Regions from separate parts of the Homo sapiens genome. Here all the other regions are linked to region 1. A link is a contact called in ENCODE Hi-C or POLR2A ChIA-PET data. All regions are on one chromosome and are shown on one strand. The core of a region is the stretch at or near the end of the contact, and the rest is flanking DNA. Distances in the headings are between cores, read along the strand shown.

Region 1 (3,170 bases), core at 612-3,111:
AGGCGCCCAGCCCCCGCAGACCCTTGGGGCCCCTGGAGGGGTCCCACGGCCGCATTCTCCGCCGCGTTTTGGAGTCGCGTGAGGTGAGGCCTGGACAGGGCACGTCGCCCCACCGTGGGGCCGCGGACCTGCGAGGCCGCTGCGGAGGGAAGGGCTGAGCCTAGGCGCTGGCGGGCCGTGGCGCGCGGGGACGGGGACCCCATGCCGAGTCCCGGAGCCCGCGGGGTCACAGACCCACGTTCCGCCCTCTCCACACACGCACCTTGAGCCGCCTCTGGGCCTGGGTCCGCGGCGACAGCAGCTGCTCCACCAGGCGGTCCTGGGGCGCTGCCAGCGAGTCCATCGCGGCGACCCCCCCAGGCCCGGGGGCACGCTCGGACCCCAGGCCCGGTCAGGCCGCCAGAGCCCGGCGACAGCGAGGGACCTTGGCGCGGCTCTGCCTTAGGCTGCGTTGTCCACCCCGTTTTGCGGACGCGGGAAGTGAGGCCTGGACAGGGCACGTCGCCTACCCGGGGGATCGTCGACCCCCGAGGCCGACCGAGCCATCCCCCTGACTGGGCGAACTGGCCCCAAGCTGTGGCGGCGTCGCAGTCCGGGCAGGCCCCGCTCCCGCACCCGAGCCAGAGGCGGGGCGTCGCAGGCGCCCGCGGAGCGCGCGGCGGGGGGCGGCAGAGACGGCCCCGCCCGCCGTCGCCGGGAAACGGTCGCCTGGAAATTGGGCCGCGGGCGGAGCCACCCGAAAGCGGCTGCGGAGGGCAGGGCTGAGCCGAGGCGCGGTCGGGCCATGGCTCGCGTGGACCGGGAGCCCTGCCGCGCCCCCGGGGCCTCAGTCCGGGCTCCAGGACAGCAGGAGGGGACGACCGGGTCCTGCACGCGGGCCGGGGCGGGCCGGGAGTCGGTAGCCACCGCGCGTCCCGCCCCCAAGAGGTGCTGCGCGGCTTCCGCCCGCCAGAGGGCGCCGGAGGCCGCTCCCGGGACCCACGCGCAACAGCGCGGGTACCCGCCCAGTTCAGGGCCCGCCGTCTTCTCGCAGACTTGCCCGAAAACCTCCCGGCGGCGTCTCGACGCCCCAAGTGCCCACAGACACGCCGCGCCCTGCACCCCTCCCCAGCCCTGCTTGGGGCTGACCTCCCCCGTGCGTGCGTGCGTGCGTGCGCGCGTTTGTGTGTGCGCGTCCGTGCGGGTGTGTGTGTGTAATGTGTGTGTGTGTAATGCCTGCGTGTGTGCGCGTGTATACATGCGTGTATGCGTGTGTGTGTACGTGTGTGCATGCATTGGGTATGTGCGTGTGCGCGGGTGTGTGCATGTGTGTTTGGTGGACTCTTTCCCAAGACATTCGGGGGACCGGAGGAGGGCAGAGCCCACCTTTTCTGAAGTCCAGCCTGCCTGTCCCCTAGGAGGCTTAGGGTGGACAGAAGGGAAGGGAAGGGAAAGGAAGGGTGCAGGCTGCCGGAGTACTGGAGGTCCCTGCAAAACTTGGAAGCCCCCGCCAGCCTGCTGAATAAACGCCGGCCACCCATGCGCTGCCCTGCAGCCCTCAGGTGGCCCTGCCCTCAGAGACAGGGGTGGGGGTGGGATGGGACCCATCTCCCACGTGCTTCTGTGGACATTCCCTTGCCCTCTGAGCATCCTCACCAGCTCTGACCCACAGGATTGGAGGGACTGGGAGCTCCTGCCAGCCGGGCCTCCCTCCCATGTGGCTACTCCAGGGACTGCGGGGGTCTCCCGAGCTCCGCTCTGTGGGCCACCCACCTCCATGACCCCAGTAGAATCCCAACAGGCAAGCCCAGCGGAGCAGGACATGGGGCCTGGAAAGGTTCCAGGGTAGGACTGGTCAGGCCAAGCCCCTGCACATTAGAACATTAGAAGCTGGAGGCCCCAACCCCACCCCACCCCACCCGCCACCAGCCCTCCCTTAGGCTCTCCTGGCTGAGAGACCTCCTCCACTTCCTGTCCAGGCCCTGGTCCTGTTGTGGGGCCTGGACCACTGGCACCTGGGGAGGAGGGGCAGGCCCACAGCTGGGAACAGGAGAGCCTTTCATCCCAGGGAAAGGGGGCAGCTCCAGGCCCCCCAGCTCTACCAGTGCATCCCTCAGTCCTTGCTGCCAGAAAGCCTCCTCACTGGCCCCAGCCTTCCATGGCCCTGACCTGCAGGAAGCCTCTAGGCTGAGTCCCACCCAGTTTCCAACTGAGGGTCCACACCTCGAAGCCCAGCACCCACCCAGACAGGCTGGCATCTCAGGCCCAGGGCATCTCCAGGAAGACAGACAGCCCTGGGCCTAGGCCTCAGGCTAGGAGGTGTCTAACAGAGTGTGTGGCTCTCAGACTGCCTGCCTCAGTTTCCCCATTGGTAAGGCACAGCCTCTGGGGAGGCCCAGGTCAGGAGGGCAAGAATCTCACTCTCAGCGTTCAACCCACCTGCCCTGCCACCCACTGGGGCCCAGTCAGGGCCTGTGGATTCCCTGGGGGAGCCTCAAGGAAGGGGCCGTACCTGCCACCCCCTTTCTCTGGTCCCCAAGTGACAAAAGATACTCCCAGGGCTTCCTGAGCCATATGACACAGCTGCGCCCATCTCCTCCCAATGCCTGAGCCTCTCTGGCACTTCCATTCTTAGAATCACCCGAGTCAGCTCTGGGAGCAGCAGCCAGGGCCAAGAGATCACCGGTGCTGCCTGTGAGGAGGTGGGGGCACAGAGCGTAGTGACGGAACTCCCCCAATGCCTCTACAGCCCCCTTTCAAAGAGCAAAAAGAATGCTTGGACAGGCTGAGGCTCAGCAACGGTGGTAGCAGGGAAGCTGCCATGTGCTTCCAGCTCCCCCAGACCCACTGGTCACCCAGACACCTGGCCTGGCTCCTGCTCCGGGGCTCCCTTCCTTGGCCACACAGTGCCTTCTTCCTCTGGGCTTGGAGGCCTGGGAGGCCTGGGATGGGGTGAGGTGGACTCCCGGTTGACCTCAAACGATGGGCACCTCAGCAGGAGGGGGTCCCCACCCTGCAGTAATGGGCAAGAGAACCTGGCTGCACCCAACAGCAGTGGCTGGAGCCCAGGGTCTCAGAGTGCCCTTGGGTCAAGCTGGGGACACCTGCAGGCACAGGAGAAGCCTCAGGGGCCTGGCCTCCTGGCTTTCCCAGCCTCAGTTCCTTCCATTTCCCTCAAACAGTAGCCTGAC
Region 2 (3,647 bases), core at 727-3,226, 140 kb after region 1:
TGGGGCCTGTTCCAGACCCAGAGAGCACCCAGTGCAAAGGCCCTGTGGCAGGAGCATGCCTGGTCTCCTGGGGACCGAGCGGCCAGGGTGTGGAGAGCGGCAGCAGGCAGCACAGGCCATGGCCACTTTGGGACCTTTGACTGTGAACAGAAGCCACAGCATGGTGTGGAGCAGAGGAGCAACATAATCTAGAGAGGTGGTTTTTTGTTTTTGGTTTTGGTTTTTTTTTTTTTTTAAGAGACAGGGTCTCATCTGTCACACAGATTGGAGTGCAGTGGTGCAATCATGGCTCACTGCAGCCTCGAACTCCTGGGCTCAAGCAATCCCCTCCTGCTTCAGCATTCCCAGCAGCTGGGACCCCAGGCACGCACCACCACACCCGGATATTTTTTAAATTTTTTGTAGAGACCGAGTCTTACTATGTTGCCTAGGCTGGTCCCAAACCGCTGGCCTCAAGCCATCCTCCTGCCTCAGCCTCCTGGCTACACAGAGTCAGTCACTTCTTATCTTGCACACAACTGGAGAGAAAATCCTTGACTGAAAGATGCCTGGCTTTGCTCTGTCACTCACAGCGCTTCCCTTGCACAGCACCTGATAGGACGAGTGCCAGGATCAGGGTTCTTGTGACATTGTGAGGCCAATTATGAAATCTAAGGAGACTAGGGACTTCCAGTTTCATTAACTTGATTCTTCTGTTAGGAAGAAAGTACCTAGATTAAAATAATTCACCCTAAGATGTGAATGAATGAAAATGAATGTCAAAACCCTCTAGAGAACTTTAACAAGGCATCAATTCACGGAAAGCCTAACTGGTAAAATTAGTAGAATATATCTCAGACTGTCTACAACATCAAAGGAGAAGCGTGTCTATATTGAGGGAATGGGTTCAGGAGAGACACCAACAGGGGAGCTCATGTTCCGTGTCTCTCTAGATTACAGGATCCAGAGGTTCTATGAGTGGCCATCCCTGATCACCCCCAGTTCCCAACTGACCCAGACCACGGCCTCCCAATCCCTGCATCGGCCCTTTAAGCTCCCAGGGTGGCTGTGACTCCTTGGGTATCAGCTTGCTCGGCGTCCTGCCTCTGATGCCCTCCGGATGCATCCCTGGGGACTGCGGCTCATGGGCCCCACGGAGGCAGGAGGAACTGACCTCGCCAAACCCTAGCCAGGCTGTCACCTGGCCCAGACCGCCTTGGTCTGGATGTCTGCCGCAGCCTGGGCTCTGCTCACCACTCTAAACACAAGTGGCCACATACCATCTGATTCCACTTACATGAAATGTCCAGAAAGGGCAAATCCATAGGGACAGAAAGTAGACTGGTGGTTGTGAGAGGCTGGGAGAGGCTGAGAGAGGAGGTAGGTGAGGGGGAAATGGGAGTGACTGATTCATGAGTACTGGGCTTCTTTTGGGGCCATGCAAATATTCTAAACTGGATGGTGATGGTTACACAACTCTGTGAACAGACTAAAAATGATGGAAAACTCTACTAAGAACTCTTCTTCCGAGGGGTGAATTGTAGGGTATGTGAATCATATCTCAGTAAAGCTGCTGCAAAGCAAGCAGAGAGAGAGGAGGGAAGTAGGAGAGGCTGGCGGCCCCAGGAGTAGGGCTCAGGAACCAGCTACGGAGGCTGGGAGGCGGGGCCAGAGCCAGTCGGAGGCACAACCAACTGCAGGCAGCTTGGACAACCCTGAGGGCGCTTCCAGCTGAACTGTGGAGTGTTTGGCAGAAGCAAGAGCAGGGGGCCAAGCTTCTGGTGATGGCCTGGGCCCTAGACACCCCCTCCCCTAACAAAACCCAGAAAGGAGTGACTGGGAGAGAAGGCATAGTCAGGAGCATCACTCCCACGCCTGGCCTCCCCACCACCAAGCCTGCCTGGCCTCCCCAGCACCAAGCCCACAGGCACGGCACACTAGCAACCGCCCAGAATGACTCACACCTTCCTGTGACATTGTCTAATATGAACTGCCCAGGGTCTTGAAGCACCGAGCACTGGGAGATCCCCGTGTCCCCAGGAACTGTACTCTGCATTTTCAAATAGAACATTTTCATGATATGTTGATGGCCACTCTTTTCCCTGACTGGCCATCTGAGAAACTGAACAGAGGTGAGGTTACGGCACCCCCCAAAGGTGACCAGAGAAGCTCATCACTGACAGCCCAGGGGAGCCCTTTTGGGCCCGACACAGAGTGTCACCCTCTGAAGCTGTCACAGAATCAGAGACTAGGGCTCTGTCACCTCACACCTCGGGAACACTGCAGGGGTGCTCTGCAGCAGCATGTTTCTCTCTCTCTCTCTTTTTTTTTTTTTTTTTGAGACAGAATCTCACTCTTGTCCAGGCTGGAGTGCAGTGACATGATCTTGACTCACTGCAACCTCCACCTCTTGCGTTCAAGCAATTCTCCTGCCTCAGCCTACCGAGTTAACTGGGATTACAGGCACCACGCCCAGCTGTTTTGTATTTTTGGTAGGGACGGGGTTTCCCCATGTTTGCCAGGGTGGTCTCAAACTCCCGACTTCAAGTGATCCGCCCGCCTTGGCCTCCCAAAGTGTTGGGACTACAGGCATGAGCCACCATGCCTGGCCTGCAGCATGTCTCTTTTTTTTTTTTTTTGAGACGGAGTCTCTCTCTGTCACCCAGGCTGGAGTGCAGTGGCGCAGTCTCGGCTCACTGCAACCTCCATCTCCCAGGTTCACACCATTCTCCTGCCTCAGCCTCCCGAGCTGGGACTACAGGCGCCTGCCACCATGCCCGGCCAATTTTTTGTATTTTTAGTAGAGATGGGGTTTCACCATGCTAGGCAGGATGGTCTCGATCTCCTGACCTCGTGATCCACCCATCTCGGCCTCCCAGAGTGCTGGGATTACAGGCGTGAGCCACTGCGCCCGGCCCAGCATGTCTCTTAAACGCAGGGGCCACGAGCAGAGCTGTCAGAATGCTTCAGAGGAAAACAAGTGGGGCCCGGTGACAACTCACACAAGACACTGGGGGTGACACGGAAGAAGGGGACCCTCCAGGGCTGCTTTTAAGTTGGGGGCATTCTTAGAATTAAGAAGCTGTCAATCAACTGCCAGATCCTGCAAAGAACTGTTTCAACTCCATTAAGGAAAAATAAAGGAAACCCAAAAGAAAAACAGACAGAGGATACAATGTTCTCATGAAGATTGCCTGTAACCAATAAACATTTTAAAAGATGCTTAAAGTTGCAAGTCATGGATAGAATGTAAATTAAGGCATCAATAAGACAACCTTTTTCACCCAACAGATTAGGTTAAATCTAGTGCTGGAGAAAGTGTGGGGAAACAGGCATTCTCAGGCCACGGAGCAACATCTGTTAAAACTCTAAAAGGTTGGGCAGGCGTGGTGGCTCATGCCTGTAATCCCAACATTTTGGGAGGCCAAGGCGGGTGGGTCACTACAGGTCAGGAGGAGTTCAAGACCAGCCTGACCAACATGGTGAAACCCTGTCTCTACTAAAACTACAAAATCACCTGGGCTTGTTGGCGCATGCCTGTAATCCCAGCTACTTGGGAGGCTGAGGCAGGAGAATTGTTTGAACTCGGGAGGCGGAGGTTGCAGTGAGCTGAGATCGCGCCACTGCACTCCAGCTTGGGTGACACAGCAAGACTCCATCTCAAAAAA
Region 3 (3,423 bases), core at 883-3,382, 170 kb before region 1:
GTCACATTTCGAAGGCTTCCAAAGACATCACCCTTCCAGTGCTGGGCAGAGGCCTGGGCGTTTCCCGGCCAGGCGTGGGCTGGCTACAACTTGCTGGGCACAGTCTGGTCTCACCTTCTTGCTCTCTGTCAGGTGTAGGTCCGGTTTTGCATGGGGCAGTGGCCGAGCAGGTGTGGGGAGTGTGGACACAGCCAGGGGATACCTGTGCCCAGGCCTGGGCCGGGGCTGTCTGACGGGACTGGCAAGGGGCAGCTGGAGCCAACAGGGATCGCCCAGACACTGCTCTGTCCCAGGCCTGCTGCAGAGGAGGCCATTGCAGATGGGCCGCCGCAAGGAGGGCTGCGGGTCCTCGTCAGGGTGGGTGGCGGCACACACAGCATGCCTGCTCAGATGTCCTACCCACCTCGGTGCCTGGCCGTCTAGTTTAGGCTCCTAGTTTTCCCAATCACCCTGTCAACTTGCATGTTGAAGGCGGGAGCAACCTAGTCAGTGTTGTTAGTTCTCCGAGGCCTTTCTGTGCTGAGCCTGGTCCGTTGTCCCCTGCGAGAGCCCAAGATCAGAGCCAGGGTCCCTCTCAGATCACCTGCCTCCACCTCCATCAGCTAACCGGGCTTGCGTGGGGCTGGCCAGGGGTCAGTGTCTCCTGGGGGAGGGCTCCCAGAGGCACAAGCTGTGTCATAGGGTGATGCACTTCTGAAGCAGTCACTCGGAATGGGAAATCAGAAAGGAAACCAGCCTGGAGCGGCTGAGGCTTCACTTTTGTGCAGTGGACACAAGCGCAGAGGTGATGACCGGGGAGGACCTGAGATGCCTGAGCGCACGCAGGGCTCTTGGCCCGGAGGTGATCAGTCAGCAAGAGCAATGTTCTCAGCCACGTTGTAAAAGTAGATTTTAAGTAAGTTTATTATGATAAACACTACGAAGGATTAGGTAACATTTTGGACTCTGGAGTGTACTGATGGTTCTCATCCTAAACTCCACTTTATTTTTCTTTCAAAATTTATCCTCCTACTGTCATTCCCAAATAAACTCCACTCTAAAGGGGAGGTGGCGAGTTTCTCCCTCCCACCGCGCCCTAGCCCTCCTCCTCTGTCTGCTGACACCTCCGTTCACCCACAGCATAAGGGAGCTGTTGCCATTGAACCGAGGGGCAGCCCTCGACCAAGCCCATAGGGATGTAGCAGACCAATGGGCCGGGGGCTGTGTCCCCGGAAAGCCGGGGCGTCAGCCTGGCAGGCAACAAGCGAGGCCCCTCCCTACTCAGCAGAGCTGCCGTGGCCTGCACGCCCATCCTCCCTTGCTAGGAGTCTGTTTTATTTTTTTGTACTTTCAAAATGAGCATCCCCCAGACAGTCTGCCTGGCATGATTGATGCTGGGGGTGGAAGCTTTTCACAGTCCTTGGCCTCTGACCCTGCTTCCCGAGGGCGGCGCGGCTTCTGCGCGCCTGCTGGGGGCCGCTCGGGCATGTGCTGACTTCGCTGCTGCTCAGAGCCAGGTTTTGTAAACATTCAGGAGCCACTTCCCAGGTCAGCAACTGCGAGCGTTTTCTGCTGGTTTGTACGATAAGCCTTTAACCAAGCTTTATTTCTACTTGCAATAAAGGATGATCCACTCTGGGAGGTTAAAATAAAGCGCCCTAGGGGCGGCACAGCTGGCAATGCCAACATCTCCGACTCTGCTTCCTGTACCGGGTGTGCACTACGTCCGCACAAGCTGGGCTCCGACAGGAAGGGGGGATGCCTCCGTGCCCGGTGCACACACACACAGAAGGGGCCCAGGTGCTGCACAGAGCTCCCGTGTGGGGCCGAGTGCTGGCCCTGCCCGTTGCCCGTGTGCCTGGCGCCTGGCCGCAGCTGGCGAGGACCATGGACATTGGCATTGCGAAGTGGGCCCTGCAGTCTGGAAGCAGAGGAGGACCAGAGCCCCTTCCTCGACGCAGCCTTGATCTCCACGTGGTGGATTAAACATATTAGCAGTTAAAGCAGTTAATTGCTGTGCAGGGGGCCCCCGCTCATTGTTTGTCTCTGAATCACCCGCCCACACCAGGTGTCTCAGATAATAGACTGGGAACTTCAGTGAGGAGGATTTCCTGTCTGCAGATGTGCCGATTACAGCGCTGAGTGAAGACAGTCAGCCAGCACTGCTGCGGGCTCGAATTCGCCCGCTGAGTTAACCAGTTGTGGCCTGAATCCCTGGCTGTCTAGGGGAGCAGGGCCAGGCTGGGGCATCCTGAGCAAACGCCTCCCAGTGCAGGGGCTTCTAAGTGCAGTTAAGTTTAGATTTGGTTTTAAAGAAGGGACAGACTGCCTCTGGACTGCAGCCCTGAAAAACTGGAAGTTGAGATCTTCATGTGCCCCTTTGGCGTCCCCAGCCCCTCTGGATGGTTCTCTGTCCCTCTCTTGAGGGTGAGATGCTGAAGGCTCTGGCGTATCCCTCCCTGCACCACAGGAGTCCTGCCCATGGCCAGAAGAGCCAGCAGACACAGGAGGGGACTCGCTAAACCTGGGGGTCCCACAGCCAGGCAGCTGTTGTGCCTGAGTGCCAGGGAGGGTGGCCACAGGTCTGCCTGGGGCCTTGTGATATGGCAGGTGAGACGAGACCCAGGGAAGGAATCCGTCTGGATCTTACCCCAGCCACTGAAGCTATTTCCTCTTTGGGCTTTATCTTAGATAACTCAGAGATGTCCACCTGTGTGTAAACCAGCATCAGAGCCTGAAACACAACATGCATGGAGCATGGGAGCTTGGCTTCCCGGCTTCCTCTTGGCACCACACAGAGGCCACCCCCACAGCCTGCCCCTGTATAGTCTCCCCCACGTGGCACGTGTGCCTGGACCACAGCCAGAGAGACTGGGGTGCCCAGGAGATGATGATGGGGGCTGGCGGTGCCCAGGAGGGGAGCTGTTGCCAGGGTGGGCTGCAGCCCTGGGCTCCTCTCTCCACCCAGGCACTGTTTGCTGGCATGTACACGGCAGGCAACTGTCTTTGCTCAGCTGTGCTCGGCTGATGGCTCCCGTACACCGCAGACTCAGCTACACAAGTCCCTGCGGATTGTCCCTCTGTTGAGTGCCAGGCAGCAGGAAAGGGCAGAAAGCAAGAACCAAGCTGGGGATGGGTGGGAGCATCCTAAGCCTGGTGAGAGGGAAGGGGCGGCTCCTCCTGGATGCCCTCTGTGCTGGTGTGGGTGCAGCTGGGGCTTAGGGGCCGCGGTGGGTGTGGATGCTGCCCGGGCGAGGGGGCTGCGGTGGGCCCATCAGGACTGCTCTCAGGGATGCGCCTTGCTGCAGCTGCGTGAAACCAAGTTTGTGGCTATGCTCTTCCCGGTGGGGATGGGCCCAGCAGTGACCCTGGCATCCACATGCCTCCATGCTCTCAGGGTGGAGTGGCCATCCCTGAGCAGGTGACACGGATCGGAGGCCCCTC

Evidence for each region. A loop is a pair of places that touch in the nucleus more often than their neighbours do. ChIA-PET counts read pairs that join two places held with the same protein, here RNA polymerase II (POLR2A). Pooled maps may share reads with other maps.
Region 2: a loop to region 1 is called in a pooled map, with 10 times the contacts of the local background. The contact joins the enhancer-like site here to the promoter of SEPT5-GP1BB in region 1. A Hi-C loop is called at or near these places in 5 of 50 pooled maps. POLR2A ChIA-PET finds 5 or more read pairs at or near these places in 2 of 52 experiments (H1 and WTC11).
Region 3: a loop to region 1 is called in a map of naive thymus-derived CD4-positive, alpha-beta T cell, with 2.9 times the contacts of the local background. The contact joins the enhancer-like site here to the promoter of SEPT5-GP1BB in region 1. A Hi-C loop is called at or near these places in 2 of 168 maps with a recorded cell type or tissue (breast epithelium and naive thymus-derived CD4-positive, alpha-beta T cell) and 4 of 50 pooled maps. POLR2A ChIA-PET finds 5 or more read pairs at or near these places in 2 of 52 experiments (H1 and K562).

What each region holds. Positions count from the first base shown.
Region 1 is chr22:19,715,911-19,719,080 of GRCh38, reverse strand. SEPT5-GP1BB (SEPT5-GP1BB readthrough) reads right to left here and starts at 1,861. Exons shown (of 12, transcript NR_037611.1): 1 at 263-1,861. The region is part of intron 2 of SEPTIN5 (septin 5); the gene reads right to left. RefSeq lists silencers at 1-67, 472-642, 619-798, 809-1,228 and enhancers at 1-296, 644-1,284, 1,285-1,926.
Region 2 is chr22:19,575,245-19,578,891 of GRCh38, reverse strand. No RefSeq gene overlaps it. Among named protein-coding and RNA genes, the nearest start is that of LINC00895, 10 kb to the right of the region's middle. Within about 2 kb of position 1,976, at least 11 of the 41 ENCODE cell types and tissues checked have a DNase peak (open chromatin) inside an H3K27ac peak, as active enhancers do.
Region 3 is chr22:19,890,385-19,893,807 of GRCh38, reverse strand. The region is part of intron 11 of TXNRD2 (thioredoxin reductase 2); the gene reads left to right. Among named protein-coding and RNA genes, the nearest start is that of RTL10, 37 kb to the right of the region's middle. RefSeq lists silencers at 713-917, 1,084-1,493 and enhancers at 1,218-1,726, 1,727-2,234, 2,235-2,743, 2,744-3,252. Within about 2 kb of position 2,132, at least 13 of the 41 ENCODE cell types and tissues checked have a DNase peak (open chromatin) inside an H3K27ac peak, as active enhancers do; they include breast epithelium, where a contact is called at or near this core.